2 separate regions of the Mus musculus genome follow, and region 2 is linked to region 1. Evidence: chromatin loops called from intact Hi-C (ENCODE). Cell type or tissue: gastrocnemius. All regions are shown on one strand. Each heading gives the region's core, and the rest is flanking DNA. Links, peaks and the distances in the headings are about the cores only. Region 1 overlaps Mob3a (MOB kinase activator 3A). Region 2 overlaps Klf16 (Kruppel-like factor 16).

Region 1 (9,880 bases), core at 1,133-9,132:
CTTGGGATTGGGAGAAGCCTGGGAGCAGTGGGTGTGGCCAGGGAGTTATGGCTGTCAGGTCTGACGAGGCTGTGAACATCGGGGCAGCCTTAGGGCCTGTCCTCACCAGATCACACCACATAAGACCCACCTCCTTTGGAGTCCAACTCAGCACTCACTGTCCCTAAGGGAGTGACAGGGCTGTACAGTGTGGCTGTGAAGGACTGGCTCAGCAATTGGTTCAAAGCCAGCACCTTGTCCTAGTGACTGGTGAACCAGTCACTGGTCAGTCCCATGTCCTCCTTTCTGCCTCTTCTGACCAAGTCCTGAGGATACCGGTGACTTCGGGAGGCCACCTGGTCCTTGCTGGCAGGGACCTAGAACACATTAGAACCTGGAGTTTGCATGGGGACTGTAATTTTTGCTGTGAGGCACTGAGAGGGGTGTGCCACCTCACCTCCTGCGGCCTGAGCCAAGAAACTTGAGCTGGGGACCGTCATGGATCATTGGGAGCCCAGTGTCACTGTGGGCTCCTCCTCAAAGGGAGACAGAGGCTCACAGCAGAGTCAGGAGATTAAAGGGGAAGAGGGAGGAACCGAGGCACAGGTCTCTTCACACAGGGACAAGCACCAGAGCCAGCCACGGGACAAGCACCAGAGCCAGCCGCAGGAAAAGCCCAGCCCAGCCATGCTGGCCTTATTTTTTAACTCTTGTCAGACTTGTGACCTCTAGTCACACATAAGATGACCGATTTTGGCTCCTAAACTAGTAGTCACTTGTTGCAGTTGGCCTGGCCACACTGAGCCCAGGCCATAGAGGAAGAACTGAGACAGCTAGCAGGAGGTGGATCCAGGCTTGATGTCCCTGCCCCCTGACTGTAACAGGCCCCCTGGAAGGTACAATAGACACATGCTCTGCCACCCTGGTCCACAAGCCAACCTGTAGTCCTTGAAACCAACACATGTGTTCGGGCCATTCCAGACCTCTTGTTCTGTGCTGAATGTGGGGCCCAGCTGCTGGGCCAATAGAGGCTTAGAGAGGCCCAGAGCCAACTCTAGCCAGTAAGTTGTTCTAATTGAGCATCCTTAGCCATTCTTTTTTGTTTTGTTTTGTTTTTTTGAGACAAGGTTTCTCTGTATAGCCATGGCTGTCCTGGAACTCACTTTGTAGACCAGGCTGGCCTTGAACTCAGAAATCCACCTGCCTCTGCCTCCCAAGTGATGGGATTAAAGGCGTGTGTCACTACCGCCCGGCTTTAGCCACTCTTTTTTTTTTTTAAAATGTTTTTTGTTTTTTTGAGACAGGGTTTCTTTGTGTGGTCCTGGCTGTCCTGGACTCTTAAAGAAGGTGGCTGACTGATTTTGAGGTCAGCAGGTCTGCCAAAGGACCAGGGTATGAGCTGGGGACTGGGAGTCAACATGGCAGGCTAAACCTCACACCATTCTTCACATGACTGGGTGGCTCCTGGCTTAATCCTGGGTCTCCCAAGCCTATATTTCTCTTCTCCTTTTGGATTTTTTTAGATGGGATTTTTGCATCAATCTCCTACATCCACCTCCTAAGTGCTGGGGTTGGTTACACCAGAACACCCGGTTTATGTGGGTGCAGAAGATCAAACCAAGAGACTTAGTCACACCAGGACTGAGCTTCAACTTCATTTCCCCAAAGTAAGTTTTGTATTTATTTTTATTGTTTTGGTTTTTTTTAAGACAGGCTGTGTGTGTGTGTTTCACTCTGGCTGTCCTGGAACTCACCCTCTAGATTAGACTGGACTTGAACTTAAAAAGATCCACCTGCCTCCGCCTCCTGAGTGATGAGATTAAAGGGGTGCACCACCATACTCATCTGTTAATTAATTTAATTTTAAATGTTTTATTTTTATTTGTAACCACGTGTGTCTGACTGTATGCCACATGTGTGCAGGTGCCCGGAGAGTGGAAGTTAGAAGAGGGTGTTAGGTCCCCTGGAGCTGGAGTCAGAGGAGGGTGTGAACTGGTCAGTGCAGGTTCCAGGAACCAAATCCTGGACTTCTGTAGGAGCAACTAGCGCTCTTAACCACTGCACCACACACACACACACACACACACACACACACACAAAGGCTCAGCAGTCGAACACTGACTGCTCTTCCAGAGGTCCTGAGTTCAACTCCCAGCAACTATCATGGTGACTCAAAACCATCCATAATGGGATCTGATGCCCTCTTCTGGTGTGTCTGAAGACAGCTACAGTGTACTTCCATAAATAAAATAAATAAATAAAACAAACATCTTAATAAAATAATAATATTTTGTAATTTTAACTGGAGGGTTAGAGAAATGGTTCATGATTAAAAACACTGGCTGTTCTCGCAGAAGATTCCCAATGTAACAGGCCTCAGACCTTAGCACATCTGACTCCATGATGGAAGTACTGCTCAGGCCAAAACTAAAGCACAGGCCCAACCCGTCAAGGCCTATAGTTAGGCTAAAGTCTCTCAAGTACTAACCTGTTTTTTTAGCTTCTGTAGTTCCGTATCTGGCTAACTGTTCTTGCTAACTGAGGTATATCACCTCAGGATGTGGTTTTGTGCTTAAAAACTCACCCTGAGAAAGGCTCCAGGCTATACTGGGCTCTACACACAGAGACTATAGTGCAGTCACTGGCCCATAAAGACTTTGTCTGCTAAAACCTGTGTCTGAGTAATCTTCTCTGGTGGATCCCCCACAACACCAGAAGCACAGGGCAGGTCGCAGCCTCCTGTACTGTCAGCTCCAGCGGATTCGATGGCCTCTCCTGCCTTCAGTACACATTGGGCATATATATGTTGCACAGACACACATGCAGGCATACAACGCATATATAATATTTTTTAAATGTTGATGAGAAGAAAACGCATACTGCTCTCACCAGGCCTGAGTTTAGTTCCCAGTCCTTGCACTGGTGAATCAAAGCCACCCACGGGTCTGGCTTTGGGGATTCACTGCCACCCATGCTTGCAAACAACTTAAAAATAAAAATTTTTAAAAAAATTTTGTTTTCCCTGGGCAGTGGTGGCACATGCCTTTAATCCCAGCACTCAGGAGGCAGAGGCAGGCGGATTTCTGAGTTCGAGGCCAGCCTGGTCTACAGAGTGATTTCCAGGACAGCCAGGGCTACACAGAGAAACCCTGTCTCGAAAAACAAAACTAAACAAAAAATTTGTTTTCAAGATAGGGTTTCTCTGTATAGCCCTGGATGTCCTGGAACTCACTCTGTAGACCAGGCTGGCCTCGAACTCAGAAATCTGCCTGCCTCTGCCTCCTGAGTGCTGGGATTAAAGACATGTGCCACCTTGTCCAACATAATAAATAAATCTCTACATTTCTAGAAATGTACAGTAAGGTCAATTGGCAGTACTCAGCTATGGAGAGGGCATCCAGAACACACACTTCTCAGGGAGCATGAGCTGGACACAGGACACACGGCTCATGGGAGGTCCCTGGAGTCGGCAGAGCCCTCAAGACAGAAGTGGGTGGTTGTCGGGGAAGGGTGGGATCAGCGTCAGACGAGCAGAGCTCCAGTGTGCAGAGACAGCAGCCTGGAGCTTGATGGTGGAAACAGCTGCACACCTCCTCCATCCTTCATCTGGTCATCCCAAGAGTGACCAGTGAGTGACATAGGATGGTGAACTACACTGATCTATCTTGTTAGATGCCCCAGGGGCCCGAGTCCTTGTCACTGGCTGGCATCTTGCTGTGTCTAGGCAACAGGACAAACCAACACCATTCACAGTCCTTAGCCTCATCCAGGGTAACAGTGACGTGGCTAGCCTGGGACACGGGCTATGGGTCAGGAGATGCAGAGGGCTGAGCACAGAGGATCTCTCTGGTGATCTGGGTCAGATGCCTGAGTTGTGACTGGGCCACAGGCCTTTCACATACTGAGACCAAGACTACAGCAGGCATCGGTGCCTGACCACACAGCCAGGTTCCCAACAACCCAAAGAACACTGTGTGTGGGCTGGGTGGAGGAGGCATGGAGGTGACAGGGCCTGCCTGATTCTGTGTCCTCAGGTAACTGGATGCTGGAGAAGGCTGTGTGTTGTTGCTCCAGTGGTCTTAACTTCTCTGGGGACATGTTGGGGACAGTGTCCCTGTAAGTATCCCAGGGTAAACAATGCAGTGGTCACAGAAACATCTAGTAACATGGGCCATGCACCCTGGGTGGCCTTTGGGCCATCAGAAGGGCCACCTAAAACACCCACACTAGACACATAGTGTGTGCCAAGGCCAGATCCTGCCAATCAAGGCCAGGCCAGGTGCCCTTGCCACAGCCTGGGTGTCATTCCAGAAAAGACATTGAGGGACACTGAGTTCAGGCTGCTCAGTGACAAAACCAGATAAAAAAGGCCACACAGTGGAGGACTCCATGACAGGAACTGTCCAAAAGAGGCAAATCCAGACTCAGGGTATCATATCCACTGGGGAGGTGAGGGGATAGGGTGCTCATGTCCCCTTACCCCGGGTGGCATCTGTGCCTTCTGGCACGGGTCACTGTAACCTCATTGATTGAACACAGGCTGACCTTCAAATGAAGACCTACAAAACCTCGGATTTTGGGAAAGACAGTGCCTTTCAACAGTATTACTTAGTGAAGTAGATCATCCGACCATGTGATAGGCACAGGCCATCTCCATCCCAAACCTGGGACACTCGTGTCTCTTGTACATCACATTTCTCCTTAACCTGTCTGACACTAAAAAGAAGTGCTCTTCCCTCCAGCTCTAGCTACTCATCTCAAGGCCAGAGAAGCCAGGCAGGGAGGAAGCTGGGGACCAGCCCAGTGGCTTCACCAGCACTCAGTGGCACTTTCCTTCCTTAGGCCGCATCGCCCTCTATGAATGAGAAGCGGCATTGCAAGGGGCACCTCTGAGAGCTGCCTCAGCACACACAGGTGAGCCTTCAACAGCTGCTCCAGCAGGGTACACAAGGCAAACTTACAATTTGGGAGGCAGAAGCAGGAGGATCGGATCGGCATAAACTGGAAGTCAGTGAGGCTTGTTTCAAACCACCTGGAAGGGCTAAGCAGGAGATTACTCTAAACAAAGTTGCTCTAATGTTGGGATCTACAACCATAAAACGAACATGGAGATTCAGACGGCTGTCAAAACTGTAGGCCGGGCAGTGGTGGTGCACACCTTTAATTCCAGCACTTGGGAGGCAGAGGCAGGCGGATTTCTGAGTTCGAGACCAGCCTGGTCTGCAGAGTGAGTTCCAGGACAGCCAGGGCTATACAGAGAAACCCTGTCTCAAAAACAAACAAACAAACAAACAAACAAACAAAAAACAAAACAAAAACAAACAAACAAACAAACTGTATGCTTTTCACTTAAATCAGAGGGGCTGGAGGACTGGCATGAAGGCCCTGCCTAGAATTCCCCAGTAAGGGGCCTGGGGGCGTGGTTAGGGGTAAAAGGCAGAGAGTTGTCCTCTGACCTTCACACTCACAGTGGCCACACAACACACATAACTCACATTCATGCAACAAAAGGAAAACCCCATCTCAAAAGGAAAGAAAGTTGTCAGCTATACTGAGTCTGCTTTCTATGTCGTTTCATGTTATCTTGTAGTACCTGGGCCCTTCGTGGTCGAACAGGCTGTTATCAAAGCTTGTCACCAGGCCATCTTTCAAGAAGGGAGCTGGGCAGAAACAACAAGGAGCAGCCCGCAGTATGGAGAGGACCACTTTATTCTTAGGCTGGCACAGAGGTGGGAGTGAATGAGGCAGGTGGACCCCTCCCTGGGCTGCTGGGATTTGGCAAGGTGGCCAAGTCTTACAGGTGAGAAATACACTCAGTCAAGCCTTGAGGGCTGGTCCCTGATTCTTCCAGAGCTGGGTATTGGGCACAGTGACTTCGGGAAGTACCCAGGGGTGTCTCTCAGCCCTGGGCTCAGGCAACCAAGCTTAAACTGTACACATTTAGTTTAGTGGCAGCCTCTGGAAAAGTAACCAGAATTCCTCAGGGTCTTGAGAGTGCAGAGGTCTCAGGGAATGGCCATGAGGCTCAAAAGTTGGAGCTGGGAACAGTCATATTCTGCTACACCCTCCATGGCATGACAGACAGGGACCTGCTGGAGTTTGGTCCTGTGGCCCACAGGGGCCACACAACACACATAGTTTTGCTACACAATAGGCTGCCACTGAAGAGAGAGGTTCCTGTCACCACCTTCCAGGAACTGCAGATCTAAGGGTGGGAGCCACAAGTGAATTCATTACTGGATCCCAGGTTAGCCCAGATACTGTTCCCAGGAGGGTGGCCACTAGAAACCAGTTATCAGTAATCCCAAAAATCTCCAGATGAGCTGGCTGACACTTGGGGGCAGAGGCAGGTGGATCTGTGAGTTGGAGGCCAGTCTGGCCTACAGAATAAGTTCCAGGACAGCCAGGGCTACATAGTAAGAGCCTGTCTCAAAACAAAAACAAAGACAAACAAACAAACAAAACCAAAAATATTTCTGAATAGACTTGGGTTTGGTACCTTACATCTTTAACAAAGCACTTGGGATGCAGAGGCAGGAGGATCTCTGTGAGTTCCAGGCCAGTTTCAAAACCAAACCAACAATGTAAAAAAAGAAAGGAAATGAAGCCAGCCGTGTTCACAACAGAGCCAGTCTGTGTGTGCGTTTGTGTGGCTGCGCACTGGGGTAGCCCATGGCTGCCTGATTCTCCCTGTCCCCTGGGCACCCTATGTCTGGCTCTCCCAGGCTCCTCCATGGGTGTGGGGGTCACACATGTGCACTCACGCTCACGTGGCAAACACCTCCCCACTGTGCAGAACCTTACCGGTTTTGTTTTGTTTCTTTAAGACAGGGTCTCTCTGTGTAGACCAGGCCGGCCTCGAATTGACAGATCTGCCTGTCACTGCCTCCTGACTAGGATCAAAGGCCTGTGCCACCCTGCCTGGCTCCTTTACATTTTTTTTTAAGACAATCTTGTTATGAGACCCTGGCTGGCCTGACCATTACTGTGGAGGTCAGGGTGGCCTCAAGTTTATAGCAATCCTCCTTGCAGCTGCCTGCAGAGTCTTGGGATCATAGGCATGCAGTGTATGCACCCTTCCTGACCTACAAAGACCCCCAGAACACCCAATACTGGGAGTCCTGCCCTGGGGGTGCTGGGGGTGGCATGGCACATTAGTTCATCTTTGGAGGTATGCTGGCTGCCTATGTGGTCACCCACACACAATGTGGCTGTAAACAGAAGACATCTGGTGGCCCCTCCCCTTCCAGGTTGGCAAGTGAGGGACAAAGCTGTCAGGGCAGAGAGCCATGGAGAAGGGACAAGTGGTGGTTAGCAGTGGCTCCAGATCCTGCCTCCTCTCGGAGGCCATGGCACATACAGTGTAAACCCAGTGGCTGAAAGCACAGTGTCCAGGTTCAAGTTCAGGCCCTGGATGCCGGCAAGGGGACGGGTTAGAGTCAGGGCCCACAGTCACCACGAGAGGGGGCGGAAGCTGTGGTCTTGCTGCTCCTCAGACAGTGGCGTGAGTGAGCGTGCCATGCTCCTGAGACACGAGCTGCACACAGTTGTCTCCCCAAGTCTCAGCGGACGGGAGGGGTCCTCAGTGACACATCCGTGATGTCATCTCTTTCTGTAGAGACCAGGCAGGTATCAGAAAACAAGAAGCAGGTAGCAAAGACCTCATACAACCCAAGACATGTTAGACGCTGAACAGTGGGCATGGTGGGTGGGGGCAGCTCCCTGTGACTGACAGAGCCTGTGCCACTGATCTGGGGTGATGTGCTGTGATTAAGTCCACCTGAGGTCTGGTCCTGGGCTATGGGCCAGCACTGCTTGATAGAGAGGTCAGCAGTGGGAAGTGGGCAAGCCAGGAGCCGTGGTCATATCTATCATGTTATTGCTCGGGACGTAGGGGCAGGAGGGATCTCGAGTTCAAGGCCAGCCTAGGCTTTATGAGATTCTGTCTTAAAACAACTACAGAAGCAGGCTGTGGGGCCAGTGAGATGGCTCAGGAAATAAAGATGCTTGCACCCAAACCTGACTACCTGGGTTTGAGCCCCAGGTTCCATAGAATGGAAAGAGAGAACTAACTCTTGCAAGTTGTCCTGTGACCTTCAGGTGCATGCCACGTCAGCCATGTTCACACGCAGAAATACACAACACAGAAAAACAAAAATATAATACAATTAAAAGTTAAAAAGAAAAAGCACGGGGCTGGAGAGATGGCTCAGTGGTTAAGAGCACTGACTGCTCTTCCGAAGGTCCTGAGTTCAAATCCCAGCAACCACATGGTGGCTTACAACCATCTGTAATGGGATCCAAAGCACTCTTGTAGTGTGTCTGAAGACAGCAACAGTGTACTTAGATATAATAATAAATAAATTTTAAAAAAAGAAAGAAAGAAAAAGAAAAAGCACGAGGCTGGAGAGACAGCTCAGTCTCTGTGCATGGCCGTTCCGAAACAGGCCAGAGTTCCAAGTGTCTGAAGCTCCAGTTTTTGAGGATCTCACACCCCCTTCTGGCCACAGTGGCACTGTACACTGCTACATCCACTCCAGTAGTGACTCGCATTACAGGTTTGGAAACCTGGAAGCAGTCCTGAGGCAAAGAGTTTCAAAGAAACTCAGCCTCCTGGAACCCTGGCATTCTCACAGCTAGAATGCCCCAGATTTGACCCTGCAATATCGTGGAGGGTCTTGCATGCTTTCTTACAGTATTTTACTGGATAAGAGTTAGAAATCTCAGGGCAAGCTTAGCAAAGTATACTTCTTAGAATCTTCATTACAGCCAGGTATAGCAGGGCTATACAGAGAAACCCTGTCTTGAAAAAAAAATGCAAAGAAACCAAGCCAGGTCTATAATCCCAGCACTGGGAAGGCAGAGGCAGGCGGATCTCTGAGTTCCAGGTTCCAGGACAGCCAGGGCTACACAGAGAAACCCTGGCCTAACAAGACAAATAAACAAACAGACAAGTAAGTGTAGATTGCTGTCTGTAAGCAGGTGAGGGCAGGTGAAAGATAAGGCTAGAGCCTGTGATTGGGCAGTGGAAAAAGAAGGTGGGCTGAGAGTTTTAGAGACAAGTATAGAGAGACAGACAAGACAGAGAGGGAGATGGAGATGAGGTGACAAGATGGAACCTATAGGAGAGGAAGATGAACTGGATACATGTGGCTTGAAATAGCCACAGGTAGCTATGGATACCACAGAAGAGCGACAGGTAATGCAGGGCAATTTGTCCAATCGAGGTGGGCGGCTTGTGTCAATATCAACTGAGTTTTGAGTTCTCTGTGTGGGCATTTTGGGGATGAAGAATTTACTGCTATAAATCTGACTGGTACTTTAGATGGGGTCAGGGTTTAGAGTAAGTTCGAAGCAGATAAGCCTCAGGGGATGGATGAGTGGGAATGTCAGAGTGGTTCAGGGGTGGATTGTTTTTTTAATAATTACACGCTACAAATAAGTCTTTAAAAAAAAAAAAAGGAAGAGGGCTGGCGAGATGGCTCAGCAGGTAAGAGTACTGACTGCTCTTCCAAAGGTCCTGAGTTCAAATCCCAGCAATCACATGGTGGCTCACAACCACCCTCTTCTGGTGGTGCATCTGACAGCTACAGTGTACTTACTTATAATAATAAATAAATCTTTAAAAAAAGAGAGAAAAAAAAGGAAGAAAAGAAAAAAAAAAAGAAAGACAAAACATTTTAAAGTTGATTGTGACCAGGCATGATGGCACAGACCTATGATCCAAGCGCCTGGGAGGCTGAGGCAGGAGGATCACCTCAGGTTCCCGGCTAGTGTGGACTATGTGGTGAATCATAGGCCAGTCTAGGTTATAGAATGGAAAAGGATCAGAAAAAGAAAATCAATCAATCAATCAATAATCCACCCCTTGTTCTCCAGGAGGTGGAGCACAGGCTGCCTG
Region 2 (9,880 bases), core at 1,010-9,009, 120 kb before region 1:
GGACGAGGAGAGCTTCACGGCCAGGGTTTTTGTTTGATTTAGGATTTACTTTCTAATTCTATGTATGTGCAACATGAGTGTTTCTGATTCTCGCTGAAGTCAGAAAAGGGCTTTGGATACCCAGAAATTGGAGCTACTCATGGTTATGAACGGTCATGTGAGTACTGGGAACCGAACCCAAGTCTCCAATTGCTGTAAGTGCTCTTCACCACTGAGCCAACTCTCTAGCCAGGGTCTTAATTGGCTGAGGTGCCTATCCTGAGAAACCTACCTAATTGATGCTCAAATAGTCACCTAACCACGAGGGGTATCAGTGGGGCATTTCTTTTTTCTTTTTGCCGTGCCTAGATACATACACTAGACAAGGGCACTCCAACTAAGCTACACTCTGGAAATATATTTGATTTTTTTTTTTTTGTTTTTTTGTTTTTTTGTTTTTGCTTTGTTCTGGGGTGTTTGGAGGGAGGCGACACTGTGCACCCGCATGCAGAGGTTAGAGGAGCATACAGCTTCCCACCCCTTTGTTTAGTCTTCCATTTTCTTTCCTTTAAGACAGGCTTCTTCACTGAAGTACTTCAGCTGGGCAGGCTGGCTAGCAAGCTCCCAGCATCTGCTTGCCTCCACCCCAAAGCCTAGGGTGGCACTCACCTGGTCATACCCAGCTTTAAATGGGTGCTGGGGATTAGAACTCAGGTCCTGAGACCTGTGCACAGCTTTCTAACCCACTGAGCCCTCTCCCCAACCGCTTTTCTGTTTTGCTTTTGATTGAGGTAAGGTCTCATGTAACACAGACTGGATGGACTTGCCCATTACACAGTGCTGGAGATGAAACGCAAAGCCTTGTGCTTGCTAGACAGTTACTCCAGTCACTGAGCAACATCCCCAGAACCCCTCTTTCTGTTTGTCTGGACAGGGTCTGGCACTGTAGCCTAGACTGATCTTGGACTTCTGACAGTTTTCCTAAATGCTAAGATTACAGGCCTGAGTCACCATGGCCGCCTGCTTTTTAAATTTTTAATCAATTTATTTGGTGTTTATTTTAAAAGATTCTCCTTCTGCACTCCAGGCTCATCTCATTTTCAAATCTATAAAATCCATCTGCCTCAGCCTCTGGGATCCTAGGATTACAGACTTGAGCCAACACATGCAATTTTGGAAGGGTATTCTACCAGCATTTAACAATTCTCACAGAGAGAAGTCACCTGGATAAGCACTGGTGCATGACGAACATATGACATAGGCCCTGGGTTATTACACAGCCTCAAAAGCAATTCTGGTGGTGTACACCTATAGTCTCAGTCCAGTGGAGGTCGAGGTGGGAGCACACCTGTAATCTCAGTACAGTGGAGACAGAGGTGGGAACACACCTATAGTCTCAGTACAGTGGAGACAGAGGTGGGAACACACCTATAGTCTCAGTACAGTGGAAATAGAGGTGAGAGATTGACTCAGATCATTCTCAGTTACACAGAGAACTCAGGGCCAACCTGGGTTACCTGGAAACTGGTATTTTAAAATAAATAAAAGCTGGTTTTGTTTTGTTTTTCTGGGGTTTTTTTTGTTTGTTTGTTTTGTTTTGTTTTTTCAAGACAGGGTTTCTCTGTATCACCCTGGCTGTCCTGGAACTCACTCTAGACCAGGCTGGCCTCGAACTCAGAAACCTGCCTGCCTCTGCCTCCCAAGTGCTGGGATTAAAGGCGTGTGCTACCACACCTGGCTTGTTTGTTTTTCTGAGACACAGTTTCTCTGTGTGGCCCTAGATATCCTGGAACTCACTCTGTAGACCAGGCTGGCCTAAACCTCACAAAGACCTGCCTGCCTCTGCCTCTTGTGTGACAGGACTGTAGTCGTGCCACACCACCACCCACCAATAAAGATGTTTTTCAACATCTCTGGACTCCCTCAGCTTCCCACTCCCCAGGACATTGTTGGAATCACTGGAGCCAGAGCGTCAGATTGGGAGCTATGGAGATGGATGGTGGAAGCTGAAGCATAGCCTTCGAATGAGCTTCATGGTGCTGAGCTATACATGGAAATGAGGTTTAAGTGCACTTTCATATTCTGTGTGCCTTTATACAACTATTATCAACAACTGAAGGGGGCGGTGACAGGGCAGCTGTAATTTGGGGTCCAAAAGCAGGAGCTGTAGGTGACCCCAAGGCAGGGTCCCTCTATAGAAATACAGTCAGCCTAGCAGCAGGGCACCAAGATCAGCAAGAGGTGTTCCAGATGTGGCCTTTTCCCAACAAAGTTATTTGGCAAAGAGCCTGAAACAGTACAGAGATTGCTTCTCACGCACGGTAGAAGAGCAAAGGGAGCCGACCCAGGCATGGTTACTTCTCAGTACTGTCACATATAACTCAGCCTCTGCGAATATAGTTATCAGGATAATGTATGTCTCATCTCCGACCTCTGTCAGACCAGAGGTCCAGAGCTGGTGTCCCGGCAAGACAACCTGCAGCACAGCACCTGTCTGCTCACTCACCCGGGAGTTCGAAAGAAAGATCCAAATCTTTCTGCATCTGGCGCTGTTGTCCAACTCATCACTGCTGAATGATGGTGGCTTGACATGTGTTTTCCTTTTCTTGGCCTTGAACTCAACCATCTTACCTGGCCTCCTGAGTAGCTGAGAATGACAGACCCCCTAGGCTATTATGTTTGGGGTTTTGTTGGTTTTTTATCGGTAGGCTGCTGTGAACATTCTAAGCAGTGAAAATGATGTTGAACCTCTGATCCTTGTGGCTCCACCTCCCCAGCCCTGCCGTGCCCACCTTAGCCACACTTATGATCATGAAGAGAAACATAGGCAGAGGAAGGAACAATACAGCGCTTCCAGAACAAGTTGGGCTTGTTTCTTGTTTGTTGGTTTTGTTTTGTTTTTGGGAGGAGGTTGGAATCCTAGGCGGGGATCCAACCTGACCATGCCCCCAATTCCTCACTAGGGGCCTGTAAGGGGGTTGTTCTGCCACACTCTTCTCAGAAGGATCTCTGAAATAAGCTCAGAAATGGAGATGGGAGACCACAGAGCTGGCCAAGTACCTTTAGGTGCTTACCAACAAAGATAAAAAGCACACCACTAGCCGGGCAGTGGTGGAGCACGCCTTTGATCCCAGCACTCGGGAGGCAGAGGCAGGCGGATCTCTGAGTTCGAGGCCAGCCTGGTCTACAGAGTGAGTTCCAGGACAGCCAGGGCTATACAGAAAAACCCTGTCCTCGAAAAACGAGAAAAAAAAAAAAAAAAAAAAAGCACACAGCCACCCAGGAACTTAAATATGCGTGTTCATATCAGCACTAATCACAGAAGCCAATTTTAAATTCAATTCACAATCTGTGCATTGACAAATGAATGATGAACACGGGAGTCTTGCTCAGTCCTAAACTGAAGAATGGCTGTGACACATGACAATATAGAGTGGTTGCCAACACCTTACTGAGACCCTTTAATACATGTAGTTACTCATGTGGTGACACCAGCCATTAAAGTCTTTCATTGCTACTTTGTAACAGTAACTTTGCTACTGTTATGAATCGTAATGTAAATCTGTCTTAGTGACCCATGTGAAAGGGCTGTTGGACTCCCAAAGGAGTCGAGACCACTCACTGGTGTGGAGATGTTTGGTGAGAGAACCAACACAAAAGGCCAAGGGAGTAAGGGACTCCACAGAAAACATCCAGAACTTGGGGTGCAGACTTAAGAATGATGGCTAGGAAGGGGAGGGTACAGCTTATGGAGTAAGAGCTTATTTAGGCATAAAAGAATGTTCTGGAATTAGTCGGGGCAATAAAGCAGAAAAAGGCAAGAGTATGTAGTTGGTGCATATAGTGTGTGTGTGGGGGGGAGCAGCTCCTTCTAGAATCCCTCAGTGAGGCGGTGGGGGCGTGGCCAGCAGTTGAGACCCTCTTTAATATATGCAAAGTTCTGGATTCCGTCTCCAGCACCATCGAAAGTGTTAAAAAATTACTAGAGGCAGAGTTCTGGGGAGCTAACAGCATTTGCGGTTCTGCTGTTGGAGCGGATAGCTAACCACATTTGTGGAACTGAGGGCCGCGTACATGCTAAACAAGCTTTCACCATTCAACTGCATAGCACGAAACTGCAGAGACTCTGAATGGTACAAGGACCACACTGTGACAAGGCATGGGGACACCATGGCAGGCGCAGAGATGGAGCACACGGGCATCCGAAGGCGGCCCTGGAAATTCTTGTGTCTTTTGGATGTATCTTGCTTCATGCCAGCTCCTGCTGGTCTCCTGTGCTTCCTGTAAACAGGGGGAAAGGTCTGAGGTCCTTGGGAGTTAACTCCATAAGCAGTTGGAGCTTTTCCGTGATGTCCTCCCCTTGATCGAGTTGCAGGTGGTGGGTGATTCAAGATGGTTTTTGGTCCAAAGGAAGCCAAAATCTGATAGGAAGTATAGAGGACCCCAAAGTGGGTCAGAGAACCATGAAGGAGCTGGAGAAGCCAATGGGCTCATGGATACCTATGCAGGATGGTATGAATAGCACAAAGGCTAGGGGTTCGCCCCACCCAAGCGCTCCAGGAGGAGCCCATTTGGAGACCCTGCAGGGTGGAAGGCTACACCAGGGGAGTGGCCGCCCTGAGCCAACATACTCGCAGTTCTAGCGTTGGCCACTAGGTGGAGCACAGCACCTCCTCTGGCACAGCAGGTGCAATGGGGCGACTCAACTCCACCCCACCCCGTTGTTCCAGGTCCCAGAGCTCAGCAGACCTCTGGGATCTGATGTCTTTTTCTCAAACAGGGATTTAAGGTCTCATTGGTTCATAAAAGCTCTCAGCCTCTTAAATCCCCGCTCACACCCCTTATTCTGCACCAACCTAATTCTAAGAGTATATGCAGTAGGCATTCAACTTGACATAACAAGAATGGCTTGCGTGGTGGGGGAGGTCTTGAGGGACCTTTTGACTAAAGCTTGTTAGTTCCTCCCACTATGTGCAGCTCTAGGGGTCCGTCCCCACCCCCACCTCCCCTGCTGGCTCCAGAAGGGGGCGGGAAGCGGACGCCCCCAGGCACCCTGTCACCAAGCTCTGGTTGCTGGGTAACGGGGCAGGCGGGTGCGCAGCTGCACCAGGCGTGGGTGACTGAATTGTGCATGCTACTGTAGGCAGCCCCCCCCCCCAGGGCCTCAGAGGGTACTAGCACAGCTGGAGTATATAGGCAGGCTGCCTCAGTTCCCCCAGGATGTAGCTGGGGACCCTAGGGATCATGAGTACCAATCAGACAGACAGAAGGGCAGGTTTTTAAAAAGGGCTTCTTTAATTTAAATATATGGGTGAGAGGCCAGGCGGAATGGAGGAGAGGTGCCCCCTACAGAAAGAACAAATAAATCCCTTAGGACCCTTGTCCTGCCTGCCCTGCGTTCATCACCCTTCAATGGTTAGACCCAAGTCCCAGTTATCAATCAGAACCTGAAGTTGGGGGGCTGGGGGAGGACATCACGGAAAAGCTCTGATTGCTTATGGAGTTAACTCCTAAGAACCTCAGTCCTTTCCCCCTGTTTACAGGAAGGACAGGAGACCAGCAGGAGCTGGGATGAAGCAAGATACATCCAAAAGACAAAAAGAATTGGCCCCAGCCCCCCACCCACCCTGCAAACTAAGGCATCTCATTTCTGTGGCCAAAGAGAAGGGGCAAATGGAAGTACCCAGGAGAGGAGCTGGCCCAGGGCCCTCAGCCCAGCTCCAGAAGGGTGACCTCCCTCATGTAGGCTCAGGTAAAGGTAGCATTACCCAAAGCCTCCCTCATTTCATGATGGAAGATTCTGGAACAAATGGGAATGCCAGTAAACCCCCCACAGCCAACACAGGGCAGCTCAACTTTCTCTGTGTCCCCAATTTCTTGGTGTGTGTGTGGCAATCCCTAATTGCCTTTCTAGAAAAGAAATCCAGTCTGCAGTAGTAGAGGATCCTACTGTAGACTCTCCTGAGACCTTCCCCACTCACCCCTGAGGATGACGGCCACACAAGGGGACCCCCACTGGAACATGGAACTCAGAGCCTGAAAAAAATAAATCTATCCTGTGCAAAAAAAAAAAAAACCCGAGCTACCCCAGAAGGTCCAGGAGCTGAACGCCCTGTTCCCAATCCTGGAGTCCAAGGCCACCCTCTGCAGACACCCGAGAGTGTGGAGCACATGACGGCAGACCAGAGCCCTGTATCCATAGCCCGATGGCCGCAGGGGTCCTATAGATTGTCTGAGACGCAATGCCACAAAGGCCAAACTCAGGGACCCTAACCCAGTGGGAGTAAGGAGGCTAAGCCCCAGGCACCAGACACCCACTGTCTCTCTCACACATATGCACACCCAGATAGGGGGAGCCAGGCCCCCCCACACCAGCAGTCAGAGAGGACAATAAATAATTTCTTTCCCATCTGCCCAGCACCACACCCAAGGTGAGCGGGGATGTGGGGGATGCACCTCCACGTGCCCCACCTGTACCCCACAGCCCTAAGTTCTCTGAAAACTGTGGGTCTCCTGTACCCCTGGGGCTGGGAGTGGGGGGCCCTTATTGAGGGCAGAACCTATGGACACCTGAGATTTGAGTACCCATGGAAGGGGGTCAGCCAGGCTGCACCCCCCCCATTTCCCTGAACTTCCGCCAATGGCTTTCAGTGGAGTGGGGACAGGTAGGGGCCCATGGGAAGCCCCAGTCACCTATGGCTCTGTGTACCTGTGTCCCAACCTGGAGGGGTGACTAGGGGGCTGAAGACAAGGAGTGGGGTAGGCTTCATGCCCAACGCCACCCAGGAGGGAAAGCAGAGGGTGGCAGGAAGGGATGGGGGGGCCTGCCAACTGCCCATTTGGGGTCCCTGCAGAGGGGACAGGACAGTTAACCATGGCTATTTACAGACAGAACCTGAGGCCACCTCCCAGGCCCCCCAGGTGACCCAAGTCCATTCTCAGTCCCCTTGCTGCTTTCTTGAGGTGGGCTGGAACTCCAGGACACAGGCTCTCCAGAGGACAGATGTGTCCCTTGATAGAAATCCCTGCTGAGGCCCAGTAAGGAGGCCACTCAGGGTGGACACGTCAGGGCTCTACAAGCCAGCAGGAGCTGGGCTGGGGACAGGGCTAGGTGTGGGGCTTCCAGCCAAGCTGCAGGGCAGCGAGTCGCTGGGCGAGACGCTGCGGGCACCAGGTCGTCGCAGGAGTTCCGGGCGGAAGCCGGGATGTCGCCGGGCGTGCTTGGTCAGGTGGTCGCTTCGGGTGAACCGCTTGGTACACAGGGGGCAGGGGAAGCGCTTCTCCCCGGTGTGCGTCCGGTGGTGGCGGGCCAGCTCATCAGAACGGGCGAACTTCTTGTCACAGCCAGGCCAGTCGCAGGCAAAGGGCCGCTCACCTGGACAAGGAAGAGTAACCAGTGAGCACGTGAGCGCGGGCAGGGGATGGGTCCAGCTATACAAGTGGCCCTAATCAACACTCCTTGTCACCTTGCTTCCATCTCCTCCACTAGAATGACAGGCATGGGCCACCGAACCTGGCTGGTATTCAGAACCCAGGGCCTGCTGGGGGAGTATTCTGCCCATCGAGCTACATTCCGCAGTCCTATAGGTCTGTGGGAGGGTGGGGTCTTGGTAGCTGCACCATCTAGCCTAGAACTGAAGGCAATCTAGCCTCCCAAACACTGGGCCACCATGCCCCTGGCTAGCCTGTGTCTCTTTGGACACCACTCTGTCGTCTTCTGACCAACTTAACAGGTCCTCAGATGTGCTCCCAACAGTGTCCAAATCGCACAGAAAGAACGTTTCTCCAGGTCCTTCCCCGACACCCTGGGCCACCTGCAATTTTGAATCATCAGGCCCAAGCTAGTTTCAGCCCGTGGATCTGAAGCTGGGGTGCAGCTTCGCGATCTCATACTCTACAGAGGTAGGAAAGGTCAGGCAGCAATTCCAAACTTAGCTTAAATTCAATTCCTGAGGGGGAGGGCAGAGCGCCTAGGGGCGTGGCCTCAGGGAGTAGAGCCAGTCACACAGCAATTACTGCTGGACAGGGGCGGGCCTACTAGGCAACTTCCTCCACAAACCACTCCCACCGCCCTATTGGCCTCGCCCCGGTCCCCGCCAGCCCAACCAAGCTCTCTGGTCCTCAGGAGGCCCCCACAACACCAGGCCTCATCTTGTGGTTAACATCTTCCCAGATGGGCCTCCAAGGACCAAGAAGAGGCTGACTGGTTCACCCAGGACTTGGTTTGGATGGCTATAGGTTCCAGATCTGGAGAGGAGGGACCATATGCACGGTGTGTATCCAAAAGCCTAGGGTGGTGTGTGGACACAGTGTGGACCAGAAAGCCCGTGTACAATTCTGCTTGTGACAGAGTCCAGAGGAGGTTGGAGGCAGAACCAGGCCACTAGTGACCCAAAGGTCTAAGCTCTGGAAGCTACAATGGGACTAGTACGAGGCTACCTCGTGTGGTCTCCAGACTAATCCACCGGAGAACAGGTACTCTCAAAGACTCATGTCCCTCAGGAAATGGCCAAGGGGCCCTCTAGACAGGACTCATGGAAGTGAGGAGAGGGAGTGTAGAGGTGACCAGAAAGTGGAACAGATACTATTCTACACCGAAGGCTGGGGTGACAGCTTAGGGGATCCCAGGAGAGAAGAACTGAGGAACGGGAGGGAAAGTGGACGGATCTGGAACTAGGCGGGCATCAGCCATCACCGCCCAGGAAGCAGGCAGCTGAAAATTATCTCCATCCGGGCCCCCTGCAAACCACACCCAAGGGCCCCTCACCATGGAGGCGCAGAACGCAGGAAACTGCCACTGGGATACCCATGTGCCAATTCTATTTGGCATCCAGGCAACCTGAGGGCCCACAGGCTACAATCCTAGACAGCAAAGAAAGGGAAGAGGGACCGTGTACCCAGAAGGCTGCCCTTGTCATTTCCAAAGTGTCCTCCTAAATGATCCAAAATACTGGGTCCAGCCAGCGGGCCCCAGAAAGTACCCCTCCCCACCACAGAGCACAAAGGGCTCAATCTGGAGGGATGGGGCGCTTGTTTATAGGGCTAGGTTCCTAGCTTTGGAACAAGACACCAGGTGACAGAATGGTGTCCGTACAAGGGGGACAAGCAATCCTGTCGCCATTTTGCGGACAGAGGATGGGGGGCGGGGGAAGAGGAAAGGGGACACCCCCTTGCATGCAATCAGCTTACTTCCCCTTTCGGAGCCTCCCTGTGGGGCTGGTGCCCCCCCCCCATGTCCCCCTAGTTCTACTTTGTCAGGAGCAGGTTGCAGTGGAGGCGACTGCTGCCAGCACCAGCCTGCTGGGAACACAAATGCTGCACGTAGTTCAGCGATGGCGACCGGTGGTGACTTCAGCAGCCCAACTGGCCTTGCTCACGTGGTCCTAGCTCCCGCCACAGGGGAGACAGAGGCCCGGGCCAGGGTCGCCTAGCAGTGCTAGGAGCCTGCCAGTTCCCGCCCCACACTTGGGGGTTGGGAAGCGCACGTGTGCACCCCGATGGTGGTACGCCATGCTCACTAAACTCCACCCCACAACACTGGATGCACAGATGCCAAAAGCCTGGCCTGGATGTGCTAAGGTATCACAATTTACCCAGAAGGGTGACGTGAGGAGTGGGGGTGCTGCTGGCGAGGGAGTGTTTGAAAGACCAAGCTGCAGGAGTCCCCGGCCTGGCAACCGGACCGTGGGGGAGGAGGAATAGGTGGGTGGGTACTACGCTAGAAGGGTCCTGTGGGCGTGGCTGTGGACTTGACCCTGACTCGGGAAGGGCCAGGGTGAGCTAGGGACGCCTCTCTCTAACTCAGGAGCCTTAGGTACTTTGCAGACTCTAACACTTGCAGGTTGTGACATCCTGTAAACTTGCTCCAGGAGGGGAGTGGCCAGCAGAGGGGGACCTGAAG

What was found. A loop is a pair of places that touch in the nucleus more often than their neighbours do. Peaks named below come from ENCODE experiments on the same cell type or tissue, not always from the same donor. Only the 100,000 strongest peaks of a DNase experiment are listed, where the experiment ranks them.
Region 2: a loop joins it to region 1, with 3 times the contacts of the local background. A loop is called at or near these places in 31 of 42 quality-filtered maps.

What each region holds. Positions count from the first base shown.
Region 1 is chr10:80,679,583-80,689,462 of GRCm38, forward strand. It overlaps Mob3a (MOB kinase activator 3A), which reads right to left. Exons shown (of 4, transcript NM_172457.2): 4 at 5,671-7,591. The coding sequence ends at 7,562. Among named protein-coding and RNA genes, the nearest start is that of Mknk2, 8.2 kb to the left of the region's middle. In gastrocnemius, for the core only: CTCF peaks have their summits at 4,840 and 8,475 (motif pointing left); DNase peaks (open chromatin) are centred at 4,805, 7,261 and 8,471; H3K27ac peaks cover 1,905 bases.
Region 2 is chr10:80,561,869-80,571,748 of GRCm38, forward strand. It overlaps Klf16 (Kruppel-like factor 16), which reads right to left. Exons shown (of 2, transcript NM_078477.2): 2 at 5,253-7,354. The coding sequence ends at 7,053. It also overlaps a transcript of Rexo1 not described here. Among named protein-coding and RNA genes, the nearest start is that of Rexo1, 5.2 kb to the left of the region's middle. In gastrocnemius, for the core only: no CTCF peak of the experiment used is centred there; a DNase peak (open chromatin) is centred at 4,631; H3K4me3 peaks cover 931 bases; H3K27ac peaks cover 1,499 bases.